Linked DNA regions of Homo sapiens: region 2 is linked to region 1. Evidence: chromatin contacts called from ENCODE Hi-C data. All regions are on one chromosome and are shown on one strand. The core of a region is the stretch at or near the end of the contact, and the rest is flanking DNA. Distances in the headings are between cores, read along the strand shown.

Region 1 (5,512 bases), core at 2,843-5,342:
TTGTTTTAGAGTGAGCTCCTGCACTAGGTCCCAACAGACCAAACTAAAGTGGAGTCACTCATGCTAAGTGCCATTTAACCAAGCTGAAACTTTAAGAAAGCTGGTGGTCCCCAAATAGACCAGTTTTTCTTGAAAACAAGAGTCACAGCAACCCATCAGAAAGAGTTCAGTCTGCCTGAGTCAGAGTAATAAGGAAGTCCCATTTGCTTTAACCATGACGAGAAAAGTAGTCTGAATTAAGCTGACACTAACCAATCAACCTTTAAAATAATACTGTTTCCTTGTTCCCACCTTACAAAACCACTGTTCTGCCATTCCCCAGTGGGAACTCTAATTCTATTTTATAGAATGGAGGCTACTGGATTCATGAATCATGAATAAAAGCCAATTTGATCTGTAAATAATTTTGTCTTTTGACACCAGGAGAACACCACCTCCCCCCTCACCAGCTGTGTTTATGACAATGATGCCAGAGGTAGCCTCTTCACATCCCTTTATGATTCATTCAGTATGGCCAATGAAAATCTTTTACTAAAATTGTGCACTTGCTTCACCCTGGGCTCACACATCTTACTCCTCTGCTGGAGGGCTAGAACACCATCCCCTCAATCCTGGTACTTTTTTCTTCCTTACCACTGAGTCAGGGAGCTGAGAGGTTTGGAAGTCAGTGGGAATCCACACAGAGAAAGAACTGGATTTAGATTGGGCTGTTTTCCCTCTGAGCTTTGTCCTGTTGGCTTCCCTATCTCCTCAACACCACCTGCCTCCCGCACCCACCGACACACACATCTCCAGAATGTAACTCTCCTGGCTGACAGGGAAGCACATTATTTAGGGCCGTATTATCCCCTCTGCTCAAAAACAAATGAGCTCACCGAAGTGTACACTTGCATTTATCTGAGACCATGTTTATAAAATTCATGAATATGGAAATGGGCAGCCATCTCCCAGAATCCCTCACACCAAGAGAACTGGCACTGTCTGCTGTAGGTGAAAACCTCTTCCCTTGAAGGCTCAACAACTTCTACCCAGAAGAAGAAAAGAACAGCATATTCTTTCTCATACACACACACAAACACACACACACACACACACGCACACAGTATATACCACCAGTCTGTGGTCTTGGAAGCAAAGTTTAATAATTGAATAGCTCAAGCACTAAACTCTTACATATTATTAAGATACTATCCTAATATGTCTCATTTGTCAAAGATGGAAAAGTTTTGATATGACATAAGGGTTTCAATCCCAATAGGAATATTAATGGTAACAATAAAAATAACATAGCAACACGGTTTCTGTTGAATGCCTGCCACATGCCAGCAACTGCTTTGATAATTAAAGAATTATATCTTATGTTGATTATAATCCTTATAATGGCTTCCTGGGTAAGAAAGGTTTATTACTGTTTTACATTTGAGGAGGAGACTAGGGTTCAGAGAGGGTGCAGAAGTGAGTTACACTTTTGCCAACCAGGCCAGAAGATGAAAGCCGCTGGATTGGGAAATGCTTTTGTATCAAAAGCACAAAATGAAGTGGCTAGTGTTACTTGTTGGAAAAAAATTAACTTTGGCAAGCATAAATATAATTCAGTATTTGAGCAATACTTTTAGGAGGGTAACAGAGTGGTTTATGTGAATTCTCCAAAATGCCATCATGAAAATTTTGATGATGAAAATCACCTAAAATTGCTAATTACCTGTCTTAGCCTGTCTAGGGCTACAAAGTACCATATGCTGAGTGGCTCATAAACAATAGAAATTTATTTCTCACAGTGGAGGCTGGAAGTCAGAGTGCCAGAATGGTCGAGTTCTGGTGAGGGCTCTTCCAGGTTGCTGTCAACTCTTTGCATCCTTAGGTGGTGGCAAGAGGGCTAGAAAGTTCTTTGGAGTCTCTTTTATTGTATTTTATTTTTTGGAGACAGTCTCACTCCGTCCCCCAGGCTGGAGTGCAGTGGCGCGATCTCAGTTCACTGCAACCTCCACCTCCTGGGTTCAAGCAATTCTCAGGCCTCAGCCTCCTAAGTAGCTGGGATTACAGGTGCCCACCACAACACCTGGCTAATTTTTGTATTTTTAGTAGAGACAGGGTTTTGCCATGTTGGCCAGGCTGGTCTCGAACTCCTGACCCCAGGCGATCCACCTGCCTCGGCCTCCCAAAGTGCTGGGATTACAGGCATGAGACACTGCACCCAGCCTCTGGAGTCTCTTTTATAAGGATACTTACTATTCTCATCCATGAAGTCTCCACTCTCATGACCTAATCACCTCACAAAGGCCCCGCCCCTTAAAACCATCACATTGGGCTTAGGATTTCAACATACAAATTTTGGGGGGACATAAACTTTCCATCCCTAACATTACCCAAATAGTATCTATATAGTCATTTCTAAATATACACGTATTTAGAAATTTCTAAATAGCCAGTAAACATACAACTGACTTGGCCTTGATATAACTGTTTTCATTTTCTTTTATTTTCATTCTACATGACATATTTTGGGTAATTATAAAATAATTAAAATTAGTTGATAAAGTATGGAATTAGAATAAAATAATTTTCTATTACTATCTAAGCCATGAAATGAATTAGGAGATGCTGTTTTCAGTGAAACGTCTTCTAGTTTTTAAAGTGCATTGTCCAATTCCTTTTTATTTTGTGAAGATTTTAAAAACTTAAAAAAAGTCTTCAAATTGTTTGTGCCTTGCATTTCTTTAAATCTTATGTTTAAACATCATGTGCTGCTAGTTGCTAGTCATTTTCTCTATCCCCTGCCCCAGACCCTCTCTTTCTCAGGAAAGGATATCCAGGGATCCGGGTCCCAGTTAGTCAAGGAGATATAAGAGGAAGGCTATGAGGCTTTCTGGGAAACATTTTCTTTTTCCAAGAGAGAAGTGTTCAGAGGGAAAAGGTCCTTTCTCAGTTTGGCTCCCTCTTTGTGTTTTAGATCTGGTCATGTGAGGCTGCCTGGCTTGGATTGTGAGGGCATCTCTCGACAATGAAGTGACAAGCCTGGGGAGGAAAATCCACAGGCGAGAAGGTGGCAGAATGGAGAGATGGTCCTTCATGACTTCTTTGAGTCACCAGGTCCAGATTTCCCGCCAACCTCCAGTCTTCTTGTTATGTGATCTGATATCATTATTTACTGCAGAGGCCACTGAGTGGATGCTCTTACTTGTGTCTGAAAATCCAATTCACTAAATTAATCAAAATACGGCACTCTTCTTTTGAAACCTTGCTCCAGAACAAAGTGGAAGGTAATGATGGGGTGCTTTTCAAAGTTCCAGGGAGGTGTCCCTACACAGCAGACAGCTGTCCAAAGGAATGTAGATGTTGGCTGCGGGGAGATCTGAGTTGCCAGACTCAGTCAGAACAGGTGTCCTCTCCCTTATTTTATCTTAAACATGCATGTCATTTTTGCATGCTACTCTATGCGGTTCTTTCAGCCAGGGAACATTGCTGAGCACCCGCTCACGTGCTGTATGGAGCGCAGACTGCAGGGTGCGAGGGGCGGAGGTGATGTGCTAGGCCTGAATTCAAGAGGGGGCGCAGCCACAGGCCCCGCGATGCCGGGGTGGCCTCTTGTAACGACGTTTTAACCGCTGACCTAAGTGGATCCGCTCCTCTCCCGCCGCCCGCTCCCTGCCTGCAGCACAGGATGGCGGCTGGCTTTCCCGAGTGGGCGCAGGTGAGCCACGCTTGCTCTCCCGGGTGGGCGCAGGTGAGCCATTGTTTGCTCTCCCGGGTGGGCGCAGGAGAGCCACGCTTTGCTCTCCCAGGTGAGCCGCCGCTCGCTGTCCCGGTGAGGGGAAGTGAGCCACGCTCTATGGGAATCCTTCGAATCTTCATTCAATTTCCATCGCCTCCTTGTATTTATTTGGGAGTACTTTTAAAAATGAAGCCTATGCACAATGATGTAATAAGCGTTTATAGAACACCACTGGTCGGAGCTAGGGCCTAGGTGGCGGTGCCCGGGCCCAGGTGCCGCGCCCACGCCCCGCGCGCCGAACGCACGCACGCACGCACTCACGCACTCACGCACGCACGTACGGCGCGAGTCCGAGGGCGACAGCAGCGCGCAGGCGCACGTCAGTCCCCGCGCTTTTCGGAGGCTGCCAGCGTCCCACACCAGCCGCAGGTAGGATGCGGTGACGGGAGGCGGGGCAGGGGCGCTGCTGACCCCTGTGGAGCATCAGGGTTGGGGCGTAGGGGAGAGGCGGGCGTGTGCCTCTGGAATGCTGGGGGTCGCGGGGCGGTGACTTCGCGGGAGGCCGTGGGAGGCGGGAGCCAGGCAGTGGCTGTGCCCTTTTGCTTCTGTCTTAGCGGGAGGGTGGCTGACCCGCTAGCCCAGAACCAGACTCATCCAGGATTAGGAAGCTGGGGCCCGGCGTGGACGGCAGGCTCGGGGCCAGGTCTGCGGGCGGCTTCCTTTGGCAGAGCCTGTCCGGGGGCGGGGCCGCTTACCGCAGGCATTTACTGGGCCCAGCGGGGCTCTGGGCGCCCACAGCGGGGGTCAGTCAGTTCCCCTGTGACCCAGGCAAGCTCTTAATCTCTGTGATGAGAAAGAAGGGCTCATACCTTTCAGGGGTCATCGTGAGGAATCAGAAGAAGCAGTATTTTATAGAGTATTTTCTAAGTGCTGAGTCCTCTGTCTAGTGCTTTGCAGAATTAAAATACCTTGTCAGCTCAGTGATGTTGCTGCGCTTCTTTTATAGGTGAAAACCGGCAGAAAGACATTAAGAGATTTTCCTGCAGTCACTGCTGGCAGATGATAGAGCCAGGATTTGAAAGCAGGCAGCCTGGCTCCAGACCCTGTGCTCTTAACTCCCGTTTTGCATCAAGAACAGAATCCTATGAAAGGCTTGCACAGTGCTTGGTACTGAGTAGGCACTCCGTCAGTATTTTAGTAGCTATTATTCCAAAGGACACTGTATTCTAGGTACTAAGACAATGTGAATGGAATGGAAAACAATTCCTCCCTGCAGAAGCCAACTGTCTAGGAAGACAGATAATGACATTATTAAAATAATCAGAACATTGGCAAAATAAAGAAGATTGAAATGCAGTTCATATGACAGTGCTAATTAATCATACTTTTTAGATCTAGGAAAGGCCATAAAGGTTAAATTGACTTGGAAATGGTAAACAAGACAATGGTTGTGTCACTGATCGGTGATGGCCAGTTTTTGGTTATCCTTATTTGCCATTTAAATGATTGAATTGAAAGGAAGAAGTAAGACTTGGAAGATGAATATTGAAGGAAAGGTGAAGATGGAAAAGAGAAGGGGGTTTATTCTGAGAACAGTGACTAGAACTCTGAGGTATGGTAGAAATTTCAGGATAACAGATGATAAAGGGGAATGAAGCCATGGAGAGGAAGAGAATGATAATATTAATTGTGAAAGTTTGTGTCAAGTGTTTTCTGAGTCACCTTTCTTTCAGTTTCTCATTTCTAGTATTGTATAAATGAGTTTAACATCAAAATGGTATAGTGAAAAAAAGGATGAAC
Region 2 (5,905 bases), core at 1,245-3,744, 600 kb before region 1:
TGCCATTGTAAATGGCAATTTACAATTAATTTAGTTGTAAATGGCATATTAAACAGTAATACAATTTAAAAAATTACAATATTTTTAAATTGTAAAATATTAGTATTTATAACACAATTAAAATGTACATCTGTTGCAACCAACTGAACTCATGATGGAAATTTTCAGACGTCAATGAAAAATGGAAGGAGATGCATGATTGTTCAAAATTATTTGGAGGGATATGCCAAAAAATTATTTCTATTTATTTATTTATTTATTTTTGAGATGGAGTCTTGCTCTGTCGCCCAGGCTGGAGTGCAGTGGTGTGATCTCGGCTCACTGCAGCCTCCGCCTCTCAGGTTCAAGCAATTCTCTGCCTCAACTTCCCGAGTAGCTGGGATTACAGGTGTGCACCACCACACCTCGCTATTTTTTGTATTTTTAGTAGAGACAAGGTTTTGCCATGTTGGCCACGCTGGTCTCGAACTCCTGGCCTCAAGTGATCCGCCCACGTCAGCCTCCCAACGTGCTGGGATTACAGGTGTGAGCCACTGCACCTGGCCCCCACAAAATTATTGAAATGCTTTATGTCAGTTTGTATCACTAGTTCAGAAGCACTTTACCTTGTAATTTTTCCCTTTCTTCCAAGTGCCTAGAACATAGAGAACAAAGTCAACACAGGTTAAGATGAAGTGCAGCTTTGCTTGTTGGTTGTGAGTGGCCGTGGGACCCACAGGCAGCAGTGTGAGGTGGCGAGGTAGCTTTTCTTTCATTGAAACATTTTCTCTGGGCCATATAAATTTGGTGGAACTGGCTTTTGAGAAATCCTCTTTCTTAATGAACCACAAAAAAAGCAATATCATAGGACACAAGATCTTTAATTTGCGTTTAATAAAACAATAAAATGAATCCATTCCAAAATTACTTGGAAGATACTTACATTTAGTGATGGAATTATCTTTGCTGACTCTGTAAAAGAAAAACTAGTACCGAACTGAGAATAATTGTGTTCAACTTGAGGAACTAGTAGCCCTAAGTTAGCATTTTCTTCTTTATACTTGAGCTGAAGAATTTACCAAAGCTCATTCAGAGATATGTAATGGCCTCTGAACCATGGGATTATATAATTTAGGTGGAGGACAATAGAAGGGTTAATATTCCTTACTCAGGCTCTGTGGCTATTCATTTAGAAGAGAATTAAATCATGAATTTATATTAGGCTTCTGCGAAAGACAAAGTAAGTGTGCTTTTTCACATTTGCAAAAATCCTGCAGTAATAACTTTTTAGTTCAAAGAGATTGTTCATGCCTTAAGAGAATAGCAAAGTTGCCAGTGCATTAATTAACTCAAAAATAATGACTTACCCTCTCAGGGAAGACAGAATATAGCAGAAAGGACAAAGCCAATGTTGTATTCCTTTTAAAGATTCCTAATTAGTCACTGGTCAGTTGTAAAAATGAGTGTTTACATCCTATATTTTGATTTGGCATTTCAAAGACTGTTAACAGTTCCACTCTAGAAGGGATTTTAGAGCCCGTCAGAGCCAACTGCTTATTTTACAGAAAGGGGAAAGGGGATTGTTCAGAGTGCAATTTGGGCTTTCAATTCAGCCCTCCTCCTGCTGCCCCTGGGTTTCAGGCTGGGGTCCCTGGATCGCTGGCTCTAGGGAAGCCCCTCAGAGGCTGGACAGAGGGTGGGAAATGGGACACACACAGGATCTGGAGGACAGGACCTGGGCCCCCAACCTCGATGCAGCCCAAGCAGCTCCACGTTTTCCTTTTATGTTCTGAGTTTCCGTTTAGCATTGATGAAGAAAAAAAAAGTCTCCTGCACCATTATCTCATTCAGAAATTGTCAAAACATGTTACAGTTCATGGGGTTAATCATCGGAACCAGCTGAAGGAAGAAAAGAGATGTGGGGTGGGGGCAGGATGAGTGAGATGGGCATGTCTGATTCCAAACAAAAGATGCCCAGGACAGAGCAGACCTCGGAAAGGAGGGATCAGAAATTGCCTGAAAACTCACACCAACACAGGTTGGGGCTTCACAGGAATATCTGCCCTTCTCTTCAGATCTGTGCTCTCTCTGACAGCTCACCAGGAAGCTTCTCTGGAAAGTTCCCCACTCAGCCTCCATCACCCTCCTCAAAGCCTTTGCAGGTGCTCCCCCTTGGCCACACCCTGCCCCACCCTATACTCCGAGCAGGTGCCGGCATCACTGTGGGGAGGTCTGCCTGGTCTTTCCTGGACGGGTCCCACCCCTTTGGCAGAAGGCCTTTCACCCATGTTCCCTCTCCTCCCAGCATTTAGACAGTTGTCTTTTCAATTCCTGTGCCACTCTTCTCCCTAGACGCAGATAAACCTCCTGAGAGCAGGCCCCCCCACCCCCACCTGCTTCTGCACCAATGGCATGAATGGTGTCGCAGGGCTGTGGCCAGGCCACACGGGCCATGGGAAGATTATCCACATGGAGAGCAGGAGGGCTGGCCTGGGCAAAAGGGGAGCTCTGGTAATAGCACTCGCATTAGTCATTTTGTAAATGGTTTAACACGTGTGTGCACCAAATATGTGACCTCTCACTCCATGTTGATTTAAGGCTTTGCAGGTGGCTTAATTTAGACCACAGGCTCTCAACTTTTTTTTATTGCCTCAAAACTTCTGAGGAATATATATGTATCACCCGACAAGCATTCCTGATCTTATAACTGGCTAGAGAAGGGGTGGAGGTGGGTTAGAGTCCCTCTGCCCTGCGATGTGTTCTGTGCCTCCAGAGGGCATGTACCAGGTGCTCTGAGGGCCTCCTCCAAGGGGCCTGGCAGCAGACAGCTAGTGGGGACACATTTGTTAAGGTCACTTTGCGCCTCAGCGATAATCCCTGGAGAGGGAAGAGGGTAAGCCAGGCTAAACCAGCATTTGTGTGGCCCCTACTGTGTGCCACCACCTCGCTCAGTCCAGCCTGCCACACTCTGCCTATGGGAGCACACCGAGAGTTGGTGTGACCATACAGCACTGTCATTCTTTGCGTACGTGTCTGTCCCTTCAGAAGCTGTGAGTGCCAGAGAGCCCACATGCTTGGATTGGAAATATGTGTCCCCAGGCCCTGTCACAGGGCCGTTCACATTCAGGCACCCACTTAGCAACAGGGACCCTGTGGGCAGCAGCATTACCTTACTCCACCAGGGTGTGAATCCAGGTCTCTGTGACCTGAGAGTTTTACTCTTGTCATACTTTTTATATACAACATAGACAGAAAAAACGTGCTGGTTTTATTGTTCAGTGATGGCAGCAAAAGGGAAGGCAAGAGAGGAGTGATGGGAAACAGGGAGCTACAGCGACGTTTCTTCTCAATATTTGTCTTGAACAAGAGTCTAGCCCCAAAAGCTGGGGAGAGAACTAGAAGAGCGAGGTCGCAGCAGACCAGCATCACTGCATTCAGCATATCTCCTCGTACGTTTACACTGCTCTAAACTATTCCTTTTTTTCGTTCTATTCTTTACCTTGGAGCTCTTTAGTGAAATGTATATTCTTTAAACTGTTGTTCTTTCATTTGTTTTATTGTTTGGAATCTCAAATATACCATCACCTGATGGGATTTTCTTTTGGTTTCGTGGTGATAAGTTGTTAGTCTCCTGTCCAGTTAAAATGTTGGTGATGTTGAGTGCAATTGTGATGTCACTTCACTCTCAGTGCATGATTTTGTGGAGTGAGCACTCCCAGAGGAGTCTTAATTCACTTTGGGCATCCAGTGACTATTTAGGGGAAGAATGACTTTAAAACAAAATACACTGGGACTGCAACAAAACACAGTGCTTGTTTTCTGGACTGTTATAAATAGTGCTTAGATCATATGTCCTGAAGTGTCTTGAAGTTTAAAATCTATTTTTATTAAAAAACAATAACAACTCTAATATACATCTGGGCTAGACTTGTGTGTTTTTGTCCTTCAAATTTCATCTCTTTGCATAGAGGCTTCTGTGATTTTAGAGAATCTAGAAGCTCAGTAAGAGAAAAATAATGACCTCCCATTACTTACACTTAATGTATTGCTATCTACAAATAGCTAGGTAGTTGCGCAGAATAGCCATAGTGCTACCCATCATTAGTATTAAGGCTTGACAGAACTTGGCTTGGAGAGCAAGTTGCCACTCTATGCATCTCACCAAACTCCTGCAGCGAATCACATTTAGTGCATAGGAGCCAGGTAACCTCAACCACAGAAACTGGCCTCACATGTAAAAATTAAGGGAGAGCCAAAAGCTGGGGAGTAGGGCCGTGAATCTTCCAGGCCAGATTTCAAATATGAAATACACGTCAGATGTGTCCAAACTGATACTTATGTCTGCTTATTTATATTTCCAAAAACTCTAATTGTCTTAATGTTTTTCTAAAGATCTCACATTAAACAAGTTCCATTAAGCCAAAGGCCAGCCTAGAAACAATTGCATTCAACATGTCATTAGTTTGAATTTTTAAATGTGCTTGCCCATAGCCATAGAGAGGAGACCAATGTAAAAGGCTAATTAATCAAATACTGATTTTTGAGGGAAAATTTTGCCCTCAATCTTACACAAATGACTCCCTGTGAGTTAAAATGTTTCAGGAGTATTCAGCAGTATTTGAATGAGGTTCTTCCTTTACTTTGAGCACCCTGAATCCCAAATTTTAGAGCGGGGCCGACAGACTGATGTCACACTTGTTAGGCAGTATGGACGCCAGAGTGGTTTGGGCTGACCTGTCCTTGCCGTGTCTTGTCCAGTAAGCCTGCCCCTGGGGTCTGGCAGCCACTGCAGCCCGGATGGAGCCCCGCAGGTGCTGTCAGAGGCGGAGGAGACCGTGTCAGTTGGCAGCTGTTTTGCGTCGGAGGACACGACCGAGGACTCAGGAGTGATGAGTTCCCCCTCAGACATCGTCTCTCTGGACTCGCAGCAGGACAGCATGAAATACAAAGACAAGTGGGCCACAGACCAGGAAGACTGCAGTGACCAGGACCTCGCTGGAACCCCAGACCTGGGTCCCCAGAAGAGCCCCTTGTGGGAGAAGAATGGCTCTGAGAACTCACATCTGAGGTGAGTCACGGGAAGGATGGGTGGGTACGGAAGTCACAGCCACATCTGTGTCTCTAAAGAGGGTCTTTTGTCATGGGATCCAACACGTGCTATCACAACCTGCTCTGCACCAGGGGCCCCGACCCTGATTCACAGCAGCTGCTCTCAGGCATGTCTCTGTGCTGTCTATACATCTGCAGTAACTTACAAAGACTGTGTAAGAGTGGCTTGTTTGCTTTGGTACCATACCCTTAAGTATATTTTTCTACTCAATATCATGTTTGTAAGATTTATCCATGATGATATCTGTGTTGTTCATTCATTTATTTACCTGTTTTCCTGATAATGAACACTTAGATTGTTCTAGTTTTTCAGGGCTAGAAACAATGAGCAAGAAACATATGTCTCTATTTACATGTAGAGACTTTTCTAGAAGAGGAAAGTGACAGGAAAGAGACTCATCTTCAGCTTTATGGGATACCTGAAATGCTTATGCAGTTGGCGGGCCCCCCAGTGTCTGCAAGGTCCCCTTGTTGCACACCGATGCCAGTGATTAAGGTCAGTAGACATCTTGAGCTTTGCCAGCATGTAGGCGTCAGATGGCATCTCATGTAGCTTTCATTTACATTTCTCTGATTAGGAAGGATGAGCATCTTGTCATATATTCATTAGCAATTTGGGCCTTATATTGGATTAATTGCCGTTTCATAGCCTTTGCTCTTTTAAAAAACATGCCACGTTTGGCCTGGCATGGTGGCTCATGCCCGTAATCCCAACATTTTGAGAGGCTGAAACAGGAGGATTGCTTGAGCCCAGGAGTTCAAGACCAGCATGGTCAATATAGTGAGACCTTTTCTCTACAAAAAAAATTTAAAAATT

Evidence for each region. A loop is a pair of places that touch in the nucleus more often than their neighbours do.
Region 2: a map of PC-9 shows a loop between it and region 1 (2.2-fold over the local background). The contact joins the enhancer-like site here to the promoter of FIGNL1 in region 1. A Hi-C loop is called at or near these places in 1 of 168 maps with a recorded cell type or tissue (PC-9).

The regions. Positions count from the first base shown.
Region 1 is chr7:50,448,930-50,454,441 of GRCh38, reverse strand. FIGNL1 (fidgetin like 1) reads left to right here and starts at 4,092. Exons shown (of 4, transcript NM_001287492.4): 1 at 4,092-4,141; 2 at 4,719-5,324. RefSeq lists silencers at 3,946-4,135, 4,277-4,571.
Region 2 is chr7:51,042,525-51,048,429 of GRCh38, reverse strand. It overlaps COBL (cordon-bleu WH2 repeat protein), which reads left to right. Exons shown (of 13, transcript NM_015198.5): 8 at 4,738-5,047. Among named protein-coding and RNA genes, the nearest start is that of GRB10, 260 kb to the right of the region's middle. Within about 2 kb of position 2,494, at least 4 of the 41 ENCODE cell types and tissues checked have a DNase peak (open chromatin) inside an H3K27ac peak, as active enhancers do; they include PC-9, where a contact is called at or near this core.